Linked DNA regions of Mus musculus: region 1 is linked to region 2. The links are chromatin contacts, found by Hi-C or POLR2A ChIA-PET in ENCODE. All regions are on one chromosome and are shown on one strand. Each heading gives the region's core, a stretch centred on a gene start or an enhancer-like site at or near the end of the contact. The rest is flanking DNA. Distances are from core to core; before and after follow the strand shown.

Evidence for each region. Hi-C counts contacts between places; a loop is a spot of excess contacts on that map. ChIA-PET counts read pairs that join two places held with the same protein, here RNA polymerase II (POLR2A).
Region 1: a map of T-helper 17 cell shows a loop between it and region 2 (2.1-fold over the local background). The contact joins the enhancer-like site here to the promoter of Ccdc85b in region 2. A Hi-C loop is called at or near these places in 1 of 37 maps with a recorded cell type or tissue (T-helper 17 cell). POLR2A ChIA-PET finds 5 or more read pairs at or near these places in 3 of 5 experiments (Patski and embryonic stem cell).

The regions. Positions count from the first base shown.
Region 1 is chr19:5,809,113-5,815,736 of GRCm38, reverse strand. No RefSeq gene overlaps it. Among named protein-coding and RNA genes, the nearest start is that of Malat1, 9.8 kb to the right of the region's middle. Within about 2 kb of position 3,433, at least 2 of the 3 ENCODE cell types and tissues checked have a DNase peak (open chromatin) inside an H3K27ac peak, as active enhancers do.
Region 2 is chr19:5,452,928-5,459,928 of GRCm38, reverse strand. It overlaps Ccdc85b (coiled-coil domain containing 85B), which reads left to right and starts at 2,366. Exons shown (of 1, transcript NM_198616.4): 1 at 2,366-6,766. The coding sequence starts at 2,532. The coding sequence ends at 3,140. It overlaps Fosl1 (fos-like antigen 1), which reads right to left. Exons shown (of 4, transcript NM_010235.2): 3 at 5,409-5,516; 4 at 3,991-5,037. The coding sequence ends at 4,621.

The DNA of each region.
Region 1 (6,624 bases), core at 2,184-4,683, 350 kb before region 2:
AGAATACCACTTGTATTTTTTTAGTTTTGAGACAAAGTCTCATTATAGCAGCCCTAGCTATTCTGGAACTATGATGTAGGCCAGGTCATGTAGCTGGCCTGGAACTCGCTGTGATCCACCTGCATCTGCCTCCCAAGTACTGGGATAAAGGTGTGTGCTCAATGACCAGCCTAGGTCTACTATTTATATTTTTAAGAATTTTTGTGTGCTTATTTGGTTTTGAAAAAGGGTGTTGTGTAGCCCAGGCTGGCCCGGCACTGGCTATGTAGCTGAGGATGGCCTTAAACTCCTGATCCTCCTGCCTCAGTTTCCTGAGCGCTGGGACCACAGCCATGAGCTGCCATGCCTAGCTTCAGAAGATATTAACTTTTCAAAGGAGGTGGCTTGAATTAGATCCAAGTTCCTGCTTCGATTGCTTGTTTATAGGAGGTACAGAAAGGGCATGTATCAGCAAAATATTTTATGTGGAAAATTCCAAGATCAAACCACTCAGTTCTTCACCAAGAGCCCAGACAGAGGCATTAGTCAGCCAGAGAGCTGTGGGCGCTGCTCACATTCTGATGACACAACCCAGCTATACGTGTTTTACGGATTTCGTGTTAAAAATAATATTGTTGGGAACCGGGGAGACAGCTCAGTGTTTAAGGGTTTGCGCTGCCCTTGCAAGGGACTCAAGTTCAGTCCTGGCACCTGCAGCAGGCAATGAACAGCTCAGTGATCCAACTTCAGAGCTAGGCAACAATGCCTCTGTGGGCACACGCACTCATGTGCACCTACCCCCCCACATACACACACACACACAGACGCACACACACACATACATACACACACACGTACATACACACACGCAGACAGACACACACACACAGATAGACACATACAAACACACACACACATACATACACACGCAGACAGACACACACACAGTTTCTTTTTTCTTTTTTCTTTTTTTGGTTTTTCGAGACAGGGTTTCTCTGTAGCCCTGGCTGTCCTGGAACTCACTTACACACAGTTTCTGATGGCAGAGAAGAAGCAGGAGGCTCAGTCTCTTTTGAACAGGGAGTCTTCAGGTGTGCTTCATTTTCTCTGTTCTCATGGCTGTTCATCAGAATGTGAGCAGCTGTGACAGGAACATGTCTGGGGCCTTGGGTGGGCTGGTTCTGGGCTTCAGGGTTGGCCTTTTCTAGGATAAGACAGTCTATGGAGCCTACGAGACCTCCTCTGCTTCTCTAGGAAGGCCCAAGTTCAAAAAATCCTTCTGTCATTAACCCCTCTTGTAGATCTGGGCTAACTCTTCTATTGAGGGGGAAACTGAGGCCAAGAGAACACAACAGTTTTCTTGAGGTACTGTGGCAAGACTACACGGTGGAACTTTCTCCAAGGTCTGCCCCACACAGCATCCTCACCAGCAGGGGCTGCCCTGCCCCACACAGCTTCCCCACCAGTGTGGGCTGCCCTGCCCCACACAGCTTCCTCACCAGCAGGGGCTGCCCTGCCCCACACAGCTTCCCCACCAGTGTGGGCTGCCCTGCCCCACACAGCATCCTCACCAGCAGGGGCTGCCCTGCCCCACACAGCTTCCCCACCAGCAGGGGCTGCCCTGCCCCACACAGCTTCCCCACCAGCAGGGGCTGCCCTGCCCCACACAGCTTCCCCACCAGTGTAGGCTATGCTGCAAAGTTTTTCATTTTAATTCCTATTGCTGCTGAGAAAGATACCTCTGCAGACTTGATTCCAGACCACCAGGTTTTTATTTATTTATTGTGGGTTTTTTGTTGTTGTTGTTGTTTTCATTTTATACAGGGTCTCCACAATGTAGCCCTGGCTACCCTGAAATTCTCTACATAGACCAGGCTGGCCTCAAACTCACAGAGGGCCACCTGCCTCTGTGTCCTGAGTGCTGAGATTAAAGGTGTGAGCTACCAGCACCTGACCCTGACCACCAGGCTTTAAATTGTGACCTTGTTAGGGGGCTGTGCGAGCTTGTGCAAGCTCCCCTATCCTTCCGAGCCTCTCTTACCTGTGGTGTGGGAAGCCATTTTGCTTCTAAAGCTGTGTACAGTTAGTAGAGGTGAGTATGGCCTGCCAGTGGGAAGCCCTTGGTGTGCCACGAATGACTATAGATATGTGCTCTGTACAGATTCACTGTGTGTATCAGGCAGGTGTTTAAATTAGGTTCATTGGCTGAAGACGTACCTTACTAATAGAGCCCTGTCTAGCAACCCTGGGTTATATTTCTAGCACATGAATTGGGGGCTGAGGGGAAGCAAGATCAAAATTTAAATCAGGAGACTGGCTTTTTACATAATGAGACCCTGTCTCAAAAATCAACCAGTCATGCCAGGCCTCTATAATCCTTTAATCCCAGCAGTTGGGACATAGAGGCAGGCAGATCTCTGAGTTCCAGACCACCCTACAACTACAGAGTGAGTTCCAGAACAGTCAGGGCTACACAGAGAAACCCTCTCTGAAAAACAAACACAAACAGACAAAAAAAAAAATCAGTTTGTTCAATCTACCAACCTACTAACTGAAGATCTTCATGTAATTTATTTTTCTTTGAGGCAGGGTTTCTCTGTGTAGCCCTGGCTGTCCTGAAACTTGCTCTGTAGACCAAGCTGGTCTTGAACTCAGAGATCCACCTGCCTCTGTTTCATGAGTATTGAGATTGAAAATGTGCCACACCATGTCTGACCTCCTGTTTGCGACAGAGGCCATGTTTAAACTCCTGCTCTTGGCAGTTAGCACTACAGATGTCCACTGTCACACGCAGCCTTAGTTCAGGATTATTGAATGTCAGAGCCAGAATGGACCTCTGAAGATATCTACAGAGGTATCTTTTTTTCCCAAGAAGAAAAAGGAGTCTGTGTTGGCTGTGGAGGCTGCTGATCATCCCAAGGGAACTTGGTATGGAGCCAGCAGGAGACTCCTAAGGGGCTCCCAGGTCCTGGGTCTCTGCACTTTGTTGACAAAATCAGTTATGCCCACTCTCCACCTCACAGGGCCATACTGCCTTAGTCTGACACCAGTGTTGTTCACTGAAGAGCAAGCCTATAGCTTATAAACTGGAAAACTTGGATTTGTAAGCTTGGCTCAGCTAGACCCTCAGCCTAAAAGGGTGAGAGTCTTGGAATGAATATCTCTTTTGGCAGCAAGGTGGCAAATCTCCTGAGGTAGGCAGTGAAAGCGAGGACTTTCCTCGACCACTGTGGAACAGGAAAAAAGTTAGCCTTCAAAGTCATGGCAGGCCATGACTAGCCAGCATCTTCTGGCTAGAAAAAGTACTTCAAGCACAAAGAAGGCAACTCCCGACTCCCAAGGGGGTCAGAGAGGAAAGCAGTGGCTACTGCAATGACCATGGCAGCCTATCTATATCTTCCTCAGCTCAGAACAACAGCTTCCAGCACATCCCAGCCCTGGACCAATTCTGTGTCAGCTCCGGGTGGTGAGAGTGGTGACAGCCAATGAAAGAGCCAGGAGCCTGTGTGATGCACCAAGCTGGAAATAACCAGACGGCAGGCACACGAGACTGTCTCCATGGTGATCTCCCTTAGGAGCCCTGTTTATGAACTCAGGAAAATTCCATCCAGCCACTAGCTTGAATTTTGTTCTTCCCTCTCATCCACCTCCTCCTGTTCCAAGACAGATATAAAGAAACTTGAAATGTTTAACCCTTTCTTGCGATGTGCCTGGCTCATCAGCTCTAGGGATCTAGGAGGGCTTGGGCATCTACTGGTGATCCATGGCTGCTTGCAACTCAACAGCTTCTACTGCTGTCATCAGCAGTGTGCCCCACTCTGCTTAGTGCTAGAAGAGGGTGGGTAGGCAGGTGGCAGGCAACAGTAGTGACAGCCACCACTTTCAGGAGCCCATCCCTCGAGCCAGGGTCTGTGCTAAGCAGATCACAGCTTCATAGGTGCGTCCCATTTCAGTGAGGGATAAACTGAGTCAGAGAGGTGGAGCTCTGAGGACAGAGCTCTCTAAGTATAGGATGGATGTAGAGGAACCAGCCTGGGGCCATGTGTGGGGGACTCCTGGGGACTGTGTGTGTGGACGTTCTGTGACAGCCAGGATGGGGGGGGGGGTCAAAGTACAAGTGAGGAAGATGGGGACATTTGGGCTGAGTAAGATCGAGCTGATACTCCTACTGGATTCAGGACATCCAAGTCCCCAGGCCTATCTGGGGCTCCGTACCCACCATTCAGCCTATCGAACTGGCCATACTGGGTGATGATATATCTCTGTCTGACTTCTTCAGGCCACAGTGCTGGCTTGCACGGGGCAGATCAGTGGGAGCTGTCTGGAACCTAAGGGAACCTTTGAGAGTCCCCAGCACCAGGTCAGGGCCACACCAAGGATGATTGTGTGGATGACACGGGAGCCTCGTGCAGAATGACCTCATCAAGCTGAGGCTGGACTCCAGGAAGACAGGGAGCATTTTTAACTGTTAAGCTAGCTCACAGGCAGTGATTAAACAAAACCAAGCACAGGTTAACTCAAGATGCCCTCGGTAGGCATGGCTCCACGGTCTGTCCACAGTCAGGGCAAGCAGGATGGATAGGTCCCTTCAGTGGCCAGCACTCTGACATCAGATCTGGACAGAGAAGCCCTAAGAGGGCACAAGCTGAGGGTGGGTTTGGCCCTGTCTGAAGGAAGGGGTAAGGAAGGAGGAGGAATTGAGGCAGAGTGACCTCTGTGACCCGGGCCTTCTGGCCTGGCTCTCTCTGTGGACACCTAGTCCTCAGCTGAAGGAAGGCTTGGAGTAGAATAGTCATGGATGTTTCCATCGACTTTTCCTTTCTCAGTGTTCAGTTCTCAGTCCTGCTGGGTCTAGAGTTCTCAGTGTAGGCTGAAAGGGCTCAGTGAGCTGGGGCTGGGGGTGGATGGGGACAGCTGCCTCCCTCTCCCTTCCTCCCACCAGCAGCTGCTTTTGGCTTTCCTGGAGCGTGAGGTGCTGGGCTGGAATGAGCCAGCCCCAGAAATCCTGATGGTGCTCATTCTTTGGGAATTCGTATGTCTATCTAGAAGCTTCTAGGGGGAAGAGTGACATCTGGGGGAAGGCACAGCTGCTTGGTCACAGTAGTCAGAAGTGGAGCCTGGAATGAGCTCTGGCCTCAGGGTAGTGCAGCTGAGTCTCCAAACAGAATCAATGGATGAGAGCTGCGGTCCCCTCAGCAGGCACAGACTTCCTTGTTATTTCTGTAGAGGATTTCCCGGCACAACTTCCTCCCCAAAGCAAGCAAGCAAGCATGCAAGCAAGCCAAGAAGTTACCTTTGACCCTTAGGGGAACTCAGAAGCCTAGTAAACAGACACAGCTCAGAAGTACGTGTGGTGCAGGGACTGTGTCACTGTGGGTGGAGCTGAGGGACGCCTGGAGGTGCTAGTCAAGGGTCCTTGGGAGAAGGAATGCTGACATGTGACATATGACAAGAATGGCTTTGCTATTTAAAGTTGGGTGCTGGGGGTGGGGGCCGGGCAGGGAACATTCCAGGCAGATGTGTCAGGTTGAGTCTGGGCTGGGCAGGGCCGGCATGAGGACGCAGGCAGCCTCCATATCTTCTTCCCTCTTGGTCCTATAACCTAGCGCTCTCCAGAGTCCAGGCTTTCATGTTTCCTGACGTTGGCTCCCAGTGCCTCCCCAAATCAAAGGTGGTCCTTCTGTCTAGGTAACAGTGTCCTTACTCTATGTGCAGGTACCTCGAGCCCTCGCTCCAGGCTGCACTGTTCAACCCAACTCCTGGACCCCCAAAACCTCACCAAACCAGTCCTGTAAACTGTGAGGCCTGGAGCCTCTGTGCTCTGCCCAGGGCACGCTCCACCCTGGCCCCTCACTGACTCCTGCTGAGTCCGGCTCATTTCCCTGGTTTGTATTGGGGACCCCGCCCATGTGGAGGTCAGATGACAACTTGTAGGAATCAGGTCTCTCCTTCCATGATGACGCAGAAGTGGAGACAACGAATGTACTTTGGGAAATTCCTTACCTGCTGGGCCAACTAGAGGGCCTTTAAAATGTGACTTTTGGGCGGCAGATATATCCTCTGTAAATGAGGGGCGTGGATTAGAATCAAAGAATTTCAGGACTGGGAGAAAAACTTGAATAATGCATTCCCCGGGCTCCTGCTGGCTTCCCCGTGGGGTCTGTTGTGAGCCTCATAGACCCACGGTGCCTCAAATCCAGAACAGCTGGGTCCTACCTCCATCCAGGAGGAGAGTCTGGCTCTCACTGGCCACGATCCCAGCCGCTTCCCTCCACAGACTTGCTTCTGTGGCATGGGATGCAGTTCTAGGAAGAAGGCAGAGAGAGGGTGTGTGTGTGTGTGTGTGTGTGTGTGTGTGTGTGTGTGTGTGTGTGTGTGTGTGTGTGTGTGTGTGTGTGTGTGTGTGTGTGTGTGTGTGTGTGTGTGTGTGACTTGCTTCTGTGGCATGGGATGCAGTTCTAGGAAGAAGGCAGAGAGAGGGTGTGTGTGTGTGTGTGTGTGTGTGTGAGCGAGCATGTGAGTGAGCGTGTGTGCGTGCGTGCGCACTCACAGACAGGTGTGCATATTTAATGGGCATCAGGGCTGAGACTGGTCAGTCTGGGCCTACATAAATGCCCTCCAGAGATCTTAAGCAGATGACTGAAC
Region 2 (7,001 bases), core at 1,117-3,616:
TCCTGCACCCATACTGTGTAAGGAAAGAACCAGCTCCAGGTTTTGTTTTGTTTGTTTGTTAAGACAAGGTCTTACTTTGTAGTCCAGGCTAGTCTAAATTGGCAGCAGTCTTTGATCTTCAACCTCCCAAGCATTGAGATTACAGGATAGGAACCACCAGTATACCTAGTCCTTATCACCTGATCTCTACATATGTATGCACTGTTGTATAATACATAAATATAGCTTACTGGCTATAATTACTAATAAAATTAACCCTGTATAACCTTTAATCCCAGCACTTGGAAGGCAGGCAGATATCTGAATTGGAGGTTAGCCTGGTCTACAGAGTGAGTTTCAGGACAGCCAGGGCTACACAGAGAAATCCTGTCTCGAAAAATGGGGGAAAATGAGTTCTACAAAAGCCAGTTCATCTCAGTGCACTTGCGGGTTGCTACCTAGAGACAGGGGGAGGAGGTCCTGGAGGAGGTCCTGGTTTATAAGACCAGGTCTCCCACTCCACTTCTGGTCCCTAGGCGGAGCACATTTTAGGGTTTCTAGACAGATCCCTCTCAGCTCCAGTCTGTTTCCCTGTACTCTTATCTCCGTGGCAGCCTCAGCACCCATCTCGTTCTAGAAACCTGGGCTATCTCCCAAATTTCTCTCTTCAGGCATTCAGAGCTGTTGATGTGCCTGCTGAGTGCCTCTCTCTGCGGCTTACTCCCCGCCCCACTGACTCAGTGCCAGCCTAGTTCTGCACAGCTCTCTGTTCACTGACACAGTGTTATTCATCTACAGTGCACTCTGCCACCAGAATCCACCCCACACAGCACACGTGGAGACTTCTTTGGCGGGGACAGAGTTGGGGACAAAGTCTCCTACAGATCAGGTCTTGAATTTGCTGTGGGGAGGATGACCTTGAATTCCTGAGGCTCCTGCAGCTCCCTTCCAAGTGCTGGGATTACTGGCAAATACCAACACAACTGGCTTCAGAAAAGTCTTTTTAAAATGTATATTTTCTTGACTGTGGTGGTTCATGCTTGTAATTCCTACACAGAGGCCAGAGAATCTCCGTGAATTGGAGGCCAACCTGGTCTACTTTCAGGCTCTCCAGGATTACATACCCTGTCTCAAAACATTTTGAAATGTTATTTCCCTCTTTAAAATTCTACCTGGCCTTTGTCAAGCCTCTAGCCCAGAACTGCAGGTCCTTAAGAACTCGACATCTATCCGCCATTGAAGTCTACTTCCCTTTCCAACTTCAACCTCTCAAGCACTGGGATTGCAGGATAGGAGCCACCAATATACCCTGCTCTTCAAAGCCTCCTCATCTTACCACTTCCCATATACCCACGCTTACCAGACTCTCAGAACTAGCCTCGCTTAATCCTAAAGGAGCTAGACTCTCCAGGGCAGCAGTGACTCTTCCCACACTTCTTGCTTCTTTCACATACTCTTTCTCTCTTGGCAGTCTTGTATTTTGTGTTTTGATGACAGGGTCTCTCTACATAGTCCTATCTGTCCTGGAACTCCCTGCTGGCATCTTATGCATCTTTAATGGCCCCTCAGGTATTTCCTCTTTGGGAAATATTTTGGGGATCTCAGAGACTACTTCTGTATCACATCCTTTTTTTATGGTCCAAGAATAAACCAGGGCCTTCCACATGCTAGGTAAGTGCGTTGTCATTGAGCCATATGCTCAACGTGAGCTTCTGTGCCTGCCCTCTCTCTCTTCCCCAAAAGATTCTCTCTCTCTCTCTCTCTCTCTCTCTCGCTCTCTCGCTCTCGCTCTCTCTCTCTGCAAGACAGGGTTTCTCTGTGTAGCCTTGGCTTCTTCTGTCAGATTTTGACCTTTTTGATCAAGTACAGGATTATTGTTAAGCGTATTTCTACACGGACCTTTCACACAACAAAGGTTTATTAAACAAACAAATCCTTTGGATGGCCCATCCTGCAGGCAGGAAACGGTCCCTGGGAGGAAGGGAGGGAGGGTTGGGAATGGGCCAGGACCTTTGACTCTAGATTCGGAGTAGCTGCGAGGGAGTGATGCTTCATAGTTCTCGGAAAGGAAGAAGAGCCTGGTAAGCCATCTGTTTAGCTTCTGTTGCGGAGTGGGAAGGAGTCAAAGGCAGACACCTGAATATCATTTCTCAAAAAGTGCTCGAGGGATTTTGGAACATGGAGTCCTGTAACGCCTTCAAGTCCCGCTGAGATGACCATAGAAGGAAAGGAGAGAGAAGGTCTCTACTGTTTGAGGGTCGTGACACCCAGGTCCGGAGTGGGCGAGAAAAGAGAGCTACAGGCTTAGGCTCCGCCCCTTCCTGGGAGACTTTCTGGATTGGCTGTTCTTGGGCAACATCACGAGGCCCCGCCCCGGCGCGCGCCCTGCCTCGTGCCCACCCCAGGGTAGCTGCTGCAGCCTACGCTGCCTCTTCCACTGCCTACGGTCCTCGGAGCCAGAGCCCGGGTCGGAGCCTGAGAGGCAACCGGCCCGAGGAGGGGCTCCAGAGCCTCGGCCGTGGGCGGGCGATGCTGCAGCTGCCTGATCAACTATGGAGGCCGAAGCAGGCGGCCTGGAGGAGCTGACGGACGAGGAGATGGCGGCGCTGGGTAAGGAGGAGCTGGTGCGGCGCCTGCGGCGGGAGGAGGCGGCGCGCCTGGCAGCGCTAGTGCAGCGCGGCCGCCTGATGCAGGAGGTGAATCGGCAGCTGCAGGGTCACCTGGGCGAGATCCGTGAGCTCAAACAGCTCAACCGGCGCCTGCAGGCGGAGAACCGGGAGCTGCGCGACCTCTGCTGCTTTCTGGACTCGGAGCGCCAACGAGGACGGCGTGCGGCGCGCCAGTGGCAGCTCTTTGGGACCCAAGCATCCCGGGCGGTGCGCGAGGACCTGGGTGGCTGTTGGCAGAAGCTAGCGGAGCTGGAAGGCCGCCAGGAGGAGCTGCTGCGGGAAAATCTGGCCCTTAAGGAGCTTTGCTTAGCACTGGGCGAAGAGTGGGGCCCCCGCGGTGGCCCCGGCGGCGCAGTGGGCTCAGGTGCTGGGCCCACACCCGAGCTCGCCCTGCCACCGTGCGGGCCCCGCGACCTAGGCGATGGAAGTTCCAGCACTGGCAGTGTGGGCAGCCCGGATCAGTTGCCCCTAGCCTGCTCCCCTGATGACTGAGGGCGCCGCATTTTCCACGCCAATGCCTGCCTGGATTGCTCCCTGAGCTCGGGGAATGCTGTGGACCTCCAGACCTGGTCGTAGCTTCGGCTGAGCACCAGGGCGCTGGAATGGACTGGAAAAGCCCTGGCACTGAGGAGGGCTCCTTGCTCTTGCTGGCAGAGCAGCAGGGGAAATGGAGGCTGAAGTGGAGGGACTTGCTGTGTGGTTGGGTGGGGACTAATAAACTGGGAAGGAAGCAGAGCCCGAAGCCTGGCCAGCTTGTGTCTAGAACTCGCCGGGGTTGGGAAGAGGGCGTAAACCCAGAGATGCAGTGCAGTTCTCATCCGGAGGAACTGCAGAGCTAGGGCTGACTCCCTATTACCTGGGATTGGGGTGGGATTTGAGACGGTGGTAGACCACTAACTCCCCCGATGGGCGCCAAGACAGGCTGAAATCCGGCCGCTGTAGTGGCTCCAGCTCCCTTCCAGGCTCCTTCCTGTCTAAAACAATGGGACAGGAAGCAGGTGTTGGGGGCCTAAAGCCCACTGAACCGCCTGCATGGATGGTGGAAGGATATACCACCGGCCTTCCCTGCCCCCCCCCCAGTCCTTAAGACAGGAGCAGTGTGGGTTCCCATGGGGAAAATAATTGATAATCTTCTTTGCTTGCACTCCAGAGCATTCTTAGTCTCTCAGTATAGGAGACAAGGAAGAGCAGAGGGTCGCCCCATTCTTCAGGTGAGAATATGGAAGTCCAAAAACATATGGTAGTTTCTTCAAGGTCAATGCTGAGACTGGAACCTGGAACTCCTGTTCCAAATGGTCTCCTTTAGCCTCTGGATCCAACATGACAACCCAGACTAGAGCTTCAAGCCTTTTATTCCATTTTGGAAGGTTTGTATAAAAATAGTCTCTTTAGGAAAATAAATAGCAGCTGCCCTTGCGGTGGAGGCTCGGATACCCTGAAGCTAAGCGCTTCTCAGAGCTAGGGAGTGCAGCTCCGCTCCTCACAGAAGCCCCTGGCGCCTCCTGCGTTGTGCCATTCAGGAGGAGCCTGCAGGATGTCCGGTGCTGCTGGCTGTTGATGCTGTGTGAGTTAGTGTTCTAGGCTAGTCAAAGGGCACCTTCTGTCTAGGTGTAGAGTAGGCTGGATAACATGAAGAAAGTGACGTGGTGTGGGAAAGTGGTCTGCAAGGGGTAAGGGTGTCAAAGGACCCCTGGGGATCTACAAAGTCTGGGCTGCCAGGCGTTCTCTGGCAGAGGGAACATATTTTCCTCTAATTTTGTGCAAATTATGATAGGCCAGCTCTAGAAAAACAGTGAGCAGCTTTGGGGATCCCCTCCAAGCTGGCTCTACATCAAAGCATAATGTGTTTGTTCTAGTCGGAAGAGATAAAAGATCTGCTGGTTTGGGGCAAGGGTATGGTCCAGGCCTGCTGGATCAATGGGAGAAAGGGGATGGCTTGGAGTAGCACCAGCAAGGGATGTGGCTGGGTGCCTCACAAAGCCAGGAGTGTAGGAGAGCCCAGGGGGTCGGAGGAGGGGTCGCCACTGCTGCTGCTACTCTTTCGGTGAGCGGAGGAGCAAGGTTCTGGTGTGCTAGGATAGGTGAAAACCAGACTCGGAGTAAAAGGAGTCAGAGAGGGTGTGGTCATGAGCGTGGGGGTATGCAGTGCTTCCGGTTCAAGTACGGGTCCTGGAGAAAGGGAGATGCAAGGCACTGGGCGGCCGGGGGCTGGTGGGCTGCTAGCACCGCTGGTGCTGCCAGAACCACCTGGGTCCTTCTTGTCTCCTTCTGGGATTTTGCAGATGGGGCGATGGGCTTCCAGCACCAGCTCAAGGCGTTCCTTCTGCTTCTGCAGCTCTTCAATCTCTCGCTGCAGCCCCGATTTCTCATCCTCCAATTTGTCGGTCTCCTTTACAGGATTAGCAGAAAGATAGGAAAATGAAGGCTAAAGATCCCCAAGCCTCAGGCTGGAGTAGGGACTGTGCCTGTCATCCCCAACAAGTCTGGACTGCAACTCCCTCCCGTGAGCCTCTGGGAGAAAATGGCCATGACTCCCATCAGACGGGGGCATCTTAGGAGAATTGCTGCCTACCATCTTCGACTCTGCCTCGAAGCCCGACAAACAATATTTAAGCCACTTTCCCTTATCCTTTTTCCAGGACTTCCCCACAGGCAGGGAGGATGACAGAGTCCTGAGGAGTAATTTTGGGTCTTTTGTGTTCTTGGGAGCCGAGACCCCTCTTGGGGCTCTGTGGGTCCGGGCCTGGGGATGATGCTCACCGCCTGCAGGAAGTCTGTCAGCTCCTTTCTTCGGTTTCTGCACTTAGCAGCTGCTAGCTTGTTCCGCTCGCGTCTCACCCTGCGGCGCTCTTCCTCCTCTGGGCTGATCTAGGTTGGGATAGAAGAAGGGAGACAATGAGGCTGACTCTGAGCCACCAGCTGCCCTGAGCTGGTCATCCAGCTTTCCTTCAGTCTGTAGTCTAGGTGCCACCACCCAACACTCCACAGTTGCTTCTCTGTACCGGACGCTTGTCATCTCATTGGTGACATTTCCAGCTCACACACACCTAGCTTTACTGCTGGTTTCTTTCCTGAAATGCTTTCCCTCTCTGTAAACTTTGATCTTCCTCCCTTCCGCATCTTAGGACTGGACTAAGATGTTGGGACCCCAGGAAGCCTTTTCATTTCTCAGGCAGAAGTAGCCTTCTCTCCTGAGTGTATGAGACATGATTATCTCTTTTCACAGGACTCTCAGCCTCCTCATCTGTGGAAGATGGGATTTCTTCCCCCAGGAGCTGTGAATTGTAGAAGGTGCTCTTGAGTGCCAAAAGCTACTGGGAATCAATCTACTATGCCAACAAAGCCCTTTGTAGGACTTTTCTTTTGCTTAGTGCTAGGGATCAAACCCATGGCTTGGTACATGCTAGCTCGGCAAATGCTCTACCACTGAGTTACACCCCTTCACCAGCCCTTTCGTAGATTCCTTTTTCTGCTTTTTGTAGTTTTGTTTCTTTGTATTTTAGACAGAATCTCTGAGTAGCCCTGCCTGGCCTTGAACTTGATTTATAGACCAGGCTGGCCTGGAACTCACAGACCTCATCTGGCTTGTTTTGTCTTTTTTTTTTTTTTTTAAGATTTATTTATTTTTATTATATGTAAGTACACTGTAGTTGTTTTCAGACACTCCAGAAGAGGGACTCAGATTTCGTTACAGATGGTTGTGAGCCACCATGTGGTTGCTGGGATTTGAACTTCGGACCTGCAGAAGAGCAGTTGGGTGCTCTTACCCACTGAGCCATCTAACCAACCCCCTTGTTTTGTCTTTTTAAAAGAGACAAAGTCTCATGTGTCCCAGGCTGGCCTTTAGCTCAGTGTATAGGCAAGACCGGCCTGAAACCCCTGATTCTTTGGCTTCCACCTCTAGAGTAATAGGATTGCAGACTGTATCAGCATCCCTTCCAGCTTCCCTACATAGATTCTTTATGTTGCTGTTGTTTTTAAAGACAGGGTTCATCTTCATAGTTCTAGCTGTCATGGAATTCACTCTGTAGGCTGGCCTCAAACTTCACCTGCCTCTGCCTCCCAAGTACTGTGATTAAAGGCATGTGCCACACTATGCCTGGCTAGAGTCATATATTCATATATATAGTCGTGTGTGTGTGTGTGTGTGTGTGTGTGTGTGTGTGTGTGTGTGTGTGTGTGTCATAGCACCCTTGGAGGTTGGTTCTCTCCTTCTACTGTGTGGATTTCAAGGATTGAACTCAGGTCATTAATTTCGCAGCAAGTACCTTTACCCACGGAGCCATTTCACCAGCACCCCCTACATAGATTGGTTTTTTAGAGGGTTTCTCTGTGTAGCCCTGGCTGTCCTGG